Linked DNA regions of Homo sapiens: region 2 is linked to region 1. The links are chromatin loops, found by intact Hi-C in ENCODE. Cell type or tissue: K562. All regions are shown on one strand.

Region 1 (5,000 bases):
AATTCAGGTTGTATGTGTATCACTTCAGTTCTTAAGTTTTTAGCACTTTGTGAAAAGATAATCTTTTGGCTAAACCAAGTAAATATAAAAATAAGAGCAACTATACTAAAGTAACAGATCGTGATCAACTAACATCCTATGACAGTGAACAGACACAAAGATTGAGGCTACAAATTTATAAACTTATTTGATTTATTTATTTATTTATTTATTTATTTTTTGAGACAGAGTCTCGCTCTATTGCCCAGGCTGGAGTGCAGTGGCACAATCTCAGCTCACTGCAACCTCCGCCACCCGAGTTCAAGCATGTCTCATGCCTCAGCCTCCCGAGTGGCTGGGACTTCAGGCGCACACTACCATACTCGGCTAATTTTTTTGTATTTTTAGTAGAGACAGCATTTCGCCATGTTGGACAGGCTGGTCTCAAACTCCTGACCTCAGGTGATCCACCTGCCTCGGCCTCCCAAAGTGCTGGGTTTACAGGCATGAGCCACCATGCCTGGCCAAACTTAGATATTTAAAAAGAACCTCAGATTTACTGATGATTCCCTTCAGTGAAAAAGAATGGGAAGAAATATACTTGTATTCCATTTTTTCTGTAAATCCTCCCTGAATTTAAATTAGTCAAAATGAAGTCTGCAACACACTTAATTGTTCTTCAACTATTCTGACATATCAAAGATAAAAATCAGTATCATACCAAAAATATTTTCATATGCTGTCCTACAATAATTCACTTTAAAGCTAAATGACAATAGAAACAAAATCTAAAATATTCTGCTAACCTTTTTGACACACCCTCTGGTGACCATTTTGTTCTGTTTATGCCATAATGGGGTATGAAAATGGAAAACTAAAGAGAAATATTTAGTTTCACTCTTTTTTAAAAGAATTATTCTAACTATATTTTACTTATGATGTTCTGACAACTTTTTATTCACTGATTGTCAAACACAGATGGCCATGTAATACTGTATATTTAAAGAACTGGGCTGGCACAGTGGCTCATGCCTGTAATCCCAGCACTTTGGGAAGCCGAGACAGGAGGACTGCTTAAGCCCAAAAGCTGGAGACCAGCCTGAGCAACATAGTGAGACGTCATCTCTATTTAAAAAAATAGAAAATAAAAAAATAACTGTATGTTTACTAATTTCACTGAAACAATTATAAAACATGAAGGTCATGCTTTAACGAACAGATGATTTAACTGTATTGAAACAGCAACCTAGGCCAGGTGCAGTGGCTCACGCCTATAATCCCAGCACTTTGGGAGGCTAAAGAGGGCGGATCACTCGAGGTCAGGAGTTTGAAACTGGCCTGGCCAACATGACAAAACTCCGACTCTACTAAAAATACAAAAATTAGCCAGGCAGGGTGGTGCACGCCTGTGATCCCAGTGACTCAGGAGGCTGAAGCACAAGAATCACTCAAACCAGGGAGGCAGAGGTTGCAGTAAGCCGAGATTGTGCCACTGCACTCCAGCCTGGGTGACAGAGTAAGACTCTGTCTCAAAAAAAAAAAAAAAAAGGAACAGCAACTTAAAAGCCATAGGCTAGTGTCTACACTCTACTGACATTACCTGCATGTTGAGAAAAGTGCTAGAGGGATAGAACAATATGCTCCCATTAAGGAGAAAATAATTTTTTTCCTACATTTGTTTAGTAAAACCTTAATTTTTACTTGTAGTTCAAAGGCAAATTTAGGCCTAGCCCATGTCCAAACTATCATGTCTTTCAAATTTTAAAAATTCAAATCAATGAGCATTGATTACACCTAACAGCGCACTGAAAGGGTAAACCCAGTAATAAAACTAAAAGCCTCCTGTAACACAGGAAATCCAAATATTCCTGTCTAGCAAACTGGCAAATTGTCACTTGTTGTACTATAATTACAATGACTACTGTAATAAACAGTAAAAAAAAAAATAATTTATTTTTCTCATAATTTATATTATATAATTATAATATATAATTATGCTTATAATTCTTAAAATAAACTAATGCTCCAACTCCATTAACCAATCATTAATTTCAGAAAACATCTATCCCAGCCTTTCGCTAAACTCCAGTTTCTGTAATGGGGATGATAATGTTATCTGACCTCATCGGGTTGTTGTGAACACTAAATAAGATAATGGACATAATGGACTTAGCACAATGCCTGGTATGCAGTGAGTGCTCAATCAATAGAACCAGCTGTCACCACGCCTACCACTGTTCCTACCATTACTGCCATCACAGAGTTAATCAAACACAACCAGCAACAGGAGGGTATGAAACACCAGCGCAGGCTACTAGGACAAACAAGGAAAGACTTTCCCCAGCAATAAGTTTAAATATCATTTGGAGATATAATGATCATTTTTTCAACAATTTTGGTGAAACAATAACTTGACTAATAAATCCTGACTATAAAGCTTCTTTTTTAATCATCTTGGCTTGGGTGCAGAGAGCCTGGAAGTATGGGTGGGGTGTTCAGAACCATCTCAACCCTGAGAGTGTGCTAACAGCACCTGAGGAGGAGACACTCAGAGACAGATTTCTCTCCTGTAGGATCCAACAACTGACTACGTAAAAGGACAATTTCTGGGGCTTAGTTGCCTAAGTGGAGCCACCTCAGACATATTACTGATCAGGGGCTTATCCAAAAAGAGACAGAAGTAAGAGGAATCCTAATCCCATCTGTCTAAAGAGAGCAGAGGGAGCAAGAAAGGGAAAGAGCAAAAGAGTGAGCTAGACAGTATATTTAACTGAAACTTGGCCAAGAAGAAATCCAAATCCTAGACTTAATTTATCCATTTAAAAATATCACTAAGCAATATTTACTACATGCCTACTAGAAATGAGGCAGAAACAAATTCCTTCATCTATCATATTTCTCCCCTCAGTTAACAAAAATGCTGATGGTAAAATGTATCACTCAAAGAGTGTCCTGATTAACACAGGTTATTACTATTAAATAACTCAACTAAAGGCAAGATTTAGGGACTAAATGATTCACACAATGGAATCCACTTATTAGAGACCTGCCATCTGCTGAGTGAGAGGGATTCAAATAGGAATATGACATAGCCTCCCTCAGAAAGCTGTCTGTGATGACAACTGATAAGAAGCCTTAATAATCCAGATAAACCGAGCTAAGTAAAGGCCTTGAGGCACAGGAGTAATGCATTAGACAAAGTCACATAATACCTTTTTTTATAATTTTTAGCTAAGGAAATCAAAGTACCTCATGTTCTTACCTAAGCAAGTAGGAAAATTAACCACAAAAGACTGTATTACTGTCCCCTATCCCTAGTGAATCAGTGTCAGAGTTGGAACTTTAACCCAGAAAACCCAATGAACCTGCTTTGAGCAACACCAAATGCTAACTTAACCCTCACAACACAAATATCCTGTTGCCCACCTTTAAAGCTGCAGAATTTGCTTGTTCATCCACAACACCTTTTTTCAGAACCTGATTCTGAGCCCGAAGCTGAAAACAGAGAAAGCAATAATCAATTTCTAATATAAAGCAATTGGTTATATCAAGGAAATCACATCAATTTTACAGGCATCATTACACTGAGTAACTAAGTAGCTTCTCACATATATATGAGAACAAAAAAGTATTAGACCCAAAGAGGGTAGTAGATAACAATAATTCACCATTTTACAGATAAGGAGGACACACAGGCTGAGTTGCCCAATGAAATAAAAAAAAAAAATCAATGGCAAAAATGGGACTAAAATCCAGTCTCCTGATTTCTAGTGTGTCACTCTTTCTATAAAACCAAGTCCCATCCCTAAATAAAAACTAATACAATAAATAATATGGTACTGAATATGCCATGTTCCTTGAAATTCTGACACACCATTCATTTGTAAAATACATACAACTGGACTAATTATAAAGTAAGAATTCCACAGAAAATAAAAATGTGGGGCATCAACATCCCAGTAGGACACTGTGCCTAATATTAGACATGCAAATGTCATCATCAACAATGGCCTCGGGCATCAGCTGGGGCAGTGTACAAAAGCAACTAAGAAGCAGGCTCCATTTAAAAGTTAATAATAGTACCCACTTACATATGAATGCTCACTACAAACTAGGCACCGTCCTAAGTACTTTTATGTATTACTTCATCTAATCCTCACAATCCTGTGAAGTGGGTACTCTAATTACCTCCATTTTACAGATGAGGAAACTGAGGCACAGAGAAGTTAAGTAGCAATGCTGAGATTCAGACTCTACCAGTTTGGACTCCAAAGTCATAATGCCAATTAGACAATACTGGCTGCTATTTCACAAAGCTACATTTAAGTGAAAAAAGCAGTGAGCTGGAGAGGTGAGAGATGCCTTTGGAGAAAGAGGTAAAACTTGGGCTTTTTTTCACAGATAATTATTAAATACTGAGAAATAACGCTATTTTAAATAAAGTATACAAATCAGAAATTATGCAGCTAAATGCATTTTTACTTATGTATACATCTATATAACCACCACTGGCAGGGTTTTAAAAGATAAAATTTACTTCTGTAATAAGAGGAAAGTATTCTCAGTGAAGAGAACACAGAGCACTTAAGCATAAATATACAAGCTCATTGTAGCTGAAGCAAAAGGTTTACAGACTAATATTCCCAGGGCTCAGTGCAGATATCATGAAAGACCAGGTTCTTCTCTGAGAAACTGAAAGAATGAGACATCTTTGTATGTGAGCTTTAAAAAAAAAAAAAATCTATTTCTAAAATTAAAAATAAAAAATTTTTAAAAATCTTTCTAATTCTGCATAGCTCAGATCTGTCTCCTGAGAACACAGAACAGAAATGACCCTTTTCTGTGCCAAAAGAACAAGCATATTTGAATGCTAAATCTTAAACTATTTAAAACTCAATGGAAAATTTAGCTAAGATTCTGAGATAAAATGCAGGAATACTGCAGGATATTCAACAGTTTGAGCAAAAGACAGACTAAAAAGATGAGATTCTTCTATTTTTAGAAAGTTAGAGATGACAGTT
Region 2 (5,000 bases), 50 kb before region 1:
CTCCGTCTCCAGCCTCCTGAGTAGCTGAGATTACAGGCATGAGTCACCATGCCTGGCTGCTGCTAGATTTTTTAAAAGTTTGTTTCTACAGTTTAAGATTTCAAAAACAGATGGTCATGATTTCTGAATTCTGGTTATTGTTCAAGGTGGTGGGGCATGTGCTTGGGCACAATGACAAGGAAACTACTGGAAACTCAGTGTCAATGGATTCTGTCAATAAGATATTACACTCAATGAACAGTTTTTTTTTGTTTGTTTGTTTCTGAGACAGAGTCTCACCCTGTTGCCCAGGCTGGAGTGCAATGGTGCGACCGAGGCTCACTGCAACCTCCACCTCCCGGGTTCAAGCAATTCTCCCGCCTCAGCCTCCCGAGTAGTGGGGATTACAGGTGCACGCCACCACGCCCAGCTAATTTTTTGTATCTTTAGTAGAGGCAGGTTTCACCATGTTGGCCAGGCTGGTCTTGAACTCCTGACCTCGTGATCTGCCTGCCTCACCCTCCCAAAGTGCTGGGATTACAGGCAAGAGCCACCGCACCCAGTCAATAGACAGTTTTAATGTATTCTAAATAATTTCCTCTGGAGTATTGTTCTGAACACTGAGAGTATATCAACTGAATGTGTACTAATGAATGTTATGCCCACCTGGCTGTAAAAGAGTCTTTGATAAGAACTTTTAAAATAGAAGAGCCATAATTTTTCTACTTTATGAAGTAGAAGTAGCAATTACTCTCTTTTAGTGAAAAATTGCTTGGAATAATACTCCAATCATTTAATTTTACATATTCAAATATGACTGCAGTTTATAAAATAAACTGCGAGGAAACATCTATTCCACCTGCTCATCCTCACCCCCTTACTCCCGGGTTATGATTTGAAAATGGGTACAGCACCAAGTCCTTCAAAGGAATGGTACTGTATAAATGCAAGGAAAACTTTTTTTTTTTTTTTTGAGACATAGTCTCGCCCTTTTGCCCAGGCTGGAGTGCAATGGTGCGATCCTGACTCACTGCAACCTCCGCCTCCTGGGTTCAAGCAATTCTCTTGCCTCAGCCTCCCGAGTAGATGGGATTACAGGTGCCCACCACCACGCCCAGCTAATTTTTTTTTTTTTAATCTTTAGTAGAGATGGGGTTTCACCATGTTGGCCAGGCTGGTTTCGAACTCTTGACCTCATGATCCACCCGCCTCGGCCTCCCAAAGTGCTGGGATTACAGGCGTGAGCCACCGCGCCCGACAATGCAAGGAAAGCCTTTAACACAGATTACTTTAACATTTTCTCATATGATACTAACAATAGTATAAACTGATACAGTCCTTTTAAAAAATAATTTGGTAATAAAGATCAAGGAATTTGAAAATATTCATGCCTTCTGAAGTAGTAATTCCAACTCTGAGAATACATCCTGAGGTAATCATTTAACATGCAGAAATAACCTTATACATAAAAATGAGACATTATTTAAAATAGCATAAGTTATAACCAATATCTAATCATAGGTAAACTAAGGTATAATAGATATGGAATACTATGAAATCAGTAAGTTTCTACTGAGTTTCTTATAACAGGATGTTTATGTTTTAACATTATGCTAAAAGATTTGAAATTTTATGTAGTACAGTGTCAACTATATATGAAATTTAGTAGAAAAAAACGATAACATTGGTGGCTTGATTATTCAGGATAATGTCATTTTTATACTTAAAATATATGTTTAAAAATTCTATTAATTTAAGCAATGCTTTTCCATTCCGGCAAAAAACAGAAATGTATATTGTTCTGTGCTTTTACTTTAAGGCTATTGCTATCTTTTTTTATAATATATAATAGGTGGCTGAATATTCAAATTATAATACTAGGTATCTTGCTAAAAATAACAAGCATTTAACTCTTGAAATGTTACAGAGTTAGAAATAAGTTTCTAGGCTGGGCGCGGCAGCTCACACCTGTAATCCCAGCACTTTGGGAGGCCGAGGTGGGCGGATCACAAGGTCAGGAGATTGAGGCCATCCTGGCTAACAAAGTGAAACCCCGTCTCTACTAAAAATACAAAAAATTAGCCGGGCATGGTGGCAGGCGCCTGTAGTCCCAGCTACTTGGAAGCCTGAGGCAGGAGAATGGCGTGAACCCGGGAAGCGGAGCTTGCAGTGAGTGGAGATCGCACCACTGCACTCCAGCCTGGGCCACAGAGCGAGACTCCGTCTCAAAAAAAAAAAAAAAAAAAAAAGAAAAGTTTCTATCTGAGGTTACTTTTTCTGCCTCAAAGTGACTGAACCAAAGTAATCTCCCTGTAGGATGAGCTTCCTTTGTTAATCAATTAACACTGAAATGGGCACATACTTGCTCCCAACACCCAAGAGGAAGAAGACAGAAAAGACACAAAGACACACACACATACACAGCCACACAATTAGTTCCCTTAAGGTCACTTAAAGGGCATGGGGGTAAAAAGAAAGGCTGAAAGTAGAAACATCAAGGAAAGCAGAAAACTCCATCTCTTTTTATTTCTATTGTGCACTGTGTGCAAGGCAAGACTCCAGGTTATTTTCGGCAGAAATCTGCTGTTAGCAGTTAACCTGTCTTTTGTTATAGGAGTGCTGGCTGTGACCCTCATGATGGAGAGAAAAGGTATCAGGTCCTTTCCACCCCTACACTAACTAGTTGATTTAAATAGCAACTTCTAAAGTCACCAAACCCAACTAAGGTCATTATCACTCATGGCCCAATAGTGTTCAGTACTAAAGATTTTTCGTGTCCCTCCCTAGAAATTTTTTTCACTTACATATGTAAGAATAGCGTTTTCCATTGAAAATGTTCAAATAAAAAGATAATCCAAAACTTTCAGCAACTGACATTAACAACTCAAATATACCAGCATTGTGCTTCTTCAGCAGCACATGTACTAAAATTGGAACGATACAGAAATTAGCATGGTCCCTGCTCAAAAATGACCTGAAAATTCATGAAGCATTCCACGTTTTAAAATTATTAATTTATAAAGAAATATATATGCCAGTGTTACCAATTCCAGCACCTCAGTAAGGCAAGCAGTAAGCAAATGAGTTTATCTGATGTTTATTTGTTTTTTTTTTTTAGAGTCAAGGCCTCAATCTGTTGTCCAGGCTGGAGTACAGTGGCACAATGATAGCTCACTGCAGCCTCAGACTCCTGGGCTCAAAAATCCTCCTGCTTCAGCCTCTGGAGTAGCTGGGACAACAGGCGTGGGCTACCACACCTGGCTAACAAATGAGTTTATGTCGGCTATTCTGTTTTCTGACATGGATCAGACACAAGGCCATCTTGGTTAAGAGGGCAGGGCTTGGGATGAGACATCCCATCACTTATCAAGTGTGTGACTTCATGTGAGTTATTTCTCTTTGGTCCTTGGTTTCCTCAACTATGAAATGGAGTTATGACAGTACCTACAATCCTGTGTGAGGACTGACTGACTGACTAATACTTTGGAAAGTCCTTAGACCTGTGTCAGGCACACGATTTCTACAATTACAATGTCATTGTCAGCAGCACCCTCCCTGGTCTAGTCTGGCCACCACCAACTCTAAGAAGAAGGAAGGAATGGATACAGGCAATGGAGCTGGGGAGAAGAAATCAGACATAATGAACAGTCTGACCCCATCATTTGAGACAGACACTGAAGGAAAAATCTAAAGGCAAGGGAGTGGGGGCAGTTCTTAAATGCTATTTGGATGGATGTTGGAATTCTTTTGTTTGTTGAATGTCCCTCTCATTACCTCATTTATACACCGTAGCTAAATGCTAAACCACTGATATGGAGGTAAAAACAGTCATCTTGTCCCATCAGAGGCAACATGCAGGACTTGTGACTGGAACAAAGACTTGCCTTTGGTGAACACTACAGGATTGTCCTGTGAGTGTGGCGACCATTCAAGGTCACCATGACCATTGGTCATGAACATTCATGGTCAACAAACTAGGAAGGTATTCTTTTTGTTTCTTTGGGGTTTTTTTTTGTAGAGACAGAGTCTGGCTCTGTTGCCCAGGCTGGAGTGCAGTGGCATGATCTCAGCTCACTGCGACCTCCGCCTCCCAGGTTCAAGCAATTCTCCTGTCTCAGCCTCCCGAGTAGCTGAGACTACAGGCGCAGGCCGCCACGCCTGGCTAATTTCTTCTGTATTTTAGTAGAGATGGGGTTTCACCTTGTTGCCCAGGTCTCGAACTCCTGAGCTCAGGCAATCCACCCGCCTCGGCCTTCCAAAGTGCTAGGATTACAGGCATAAGCCACGCACCCAGCCCAAACTAGGAAGTTTTTATTTATTTATTGCATTTCTAAAAATTTTAATTGTTGTTGTTGTTTTTAGGTTTTATTTTTATTTTTAAATTGTTATTATTTTCTATTTGTTGCTTTTCTAAAAATTTTAATTCTTGGGTTTTTTCCCCCCATACCTCCCAGAACAAACAATGATTCTTTTTTCTCTTCTATATTTTATTATGAAAAATGTCAAACATGCAGAAAGGTTAGCGGTAAAAAGTATAGTAAACATCTGTATATCTAGTATCTAGATTCAATAATTGCTAGCATGCCTGTTTTGCTTTATTGATCTGTGCAGATATATTTTTTTGTAAACATGTGAGCGTAAGTTGCAGACATTTTGATACCTTACTCTAAGTACACTGAAATCCATCTCTAAAAAGTAAAGATATTCTCCTAAATAATAATATCATTACCATACCTAGGAAAATTCACAATCATCTGAGGTTCTGACACTGTTTAGATGCAATAGGGCCTAAAGATAAAATCTGGTTTGTATATTTAACTAGCAGGTATGCTCTGAATGAGGTGGAAGAACCATGACTTGCTCTTCAATAGCATCAGTGAGCTTCAGGAGTAAAGTCAGCAGAAAAGCACACACCTTAGGACAGGGTCTTCAAGAAGCACCATGGCTTTCAAGCTCCTCAAGCTTGTAAAAAAAATGTTTGTTAAAAAAAATACACCTAAAAGACTCCTTTGATTATTAGG

The links. Hi-C counts contacts between places; a loop is a spot of excess contacts. Peaks named below come from ENCODE experiments on the same cell type or tissue, not always from the same donor. Only the 100,000 strongest peaks of a DNase experiment are listed, where the experiment ranks them.
Region 2: a loop joins it to region 1, with 5 times the contacts of the local background. A loop is called at or near these places in 3 of 110 quality-filtered maps.

Annotation. Positions count from the first base shown.
Region 1 is chr2:48,449,482-48,454,481 of GRCh38, reverse strand. It overlaps PPP1R21 (protein phosphatase 1 regulatory subunit 21), which reads right to left. Exons shown (of 22, transcript NM_001135629.3): 2 at 3,406-3,474. Among named protein-coding and RNA genes, the nearest start is that of PPP1R21, 11 kb to the right of the region's middle. In K562, no CTCF peak of the experiment used is centred here; a DNase peak (open chromatin) is centred at 2,171.
Region 2 is chr2:48,499,905-48,504,904 of GRCh38, reverse strand. All of the region lies in intron 17 of PPP1R21 (protein phosphatase 1 regulatory subunit 21), which reads right to left. It also overlaps the pseudogene RNU6-282P. Among named protein-coding and RNA genes, the nearest start is that of STON1-GTF2A1L, 28 kb to the left of the region's middle. In K562, no CTCF peak of the experiment used is centred here; no DNase peak of the experiment used is centred here.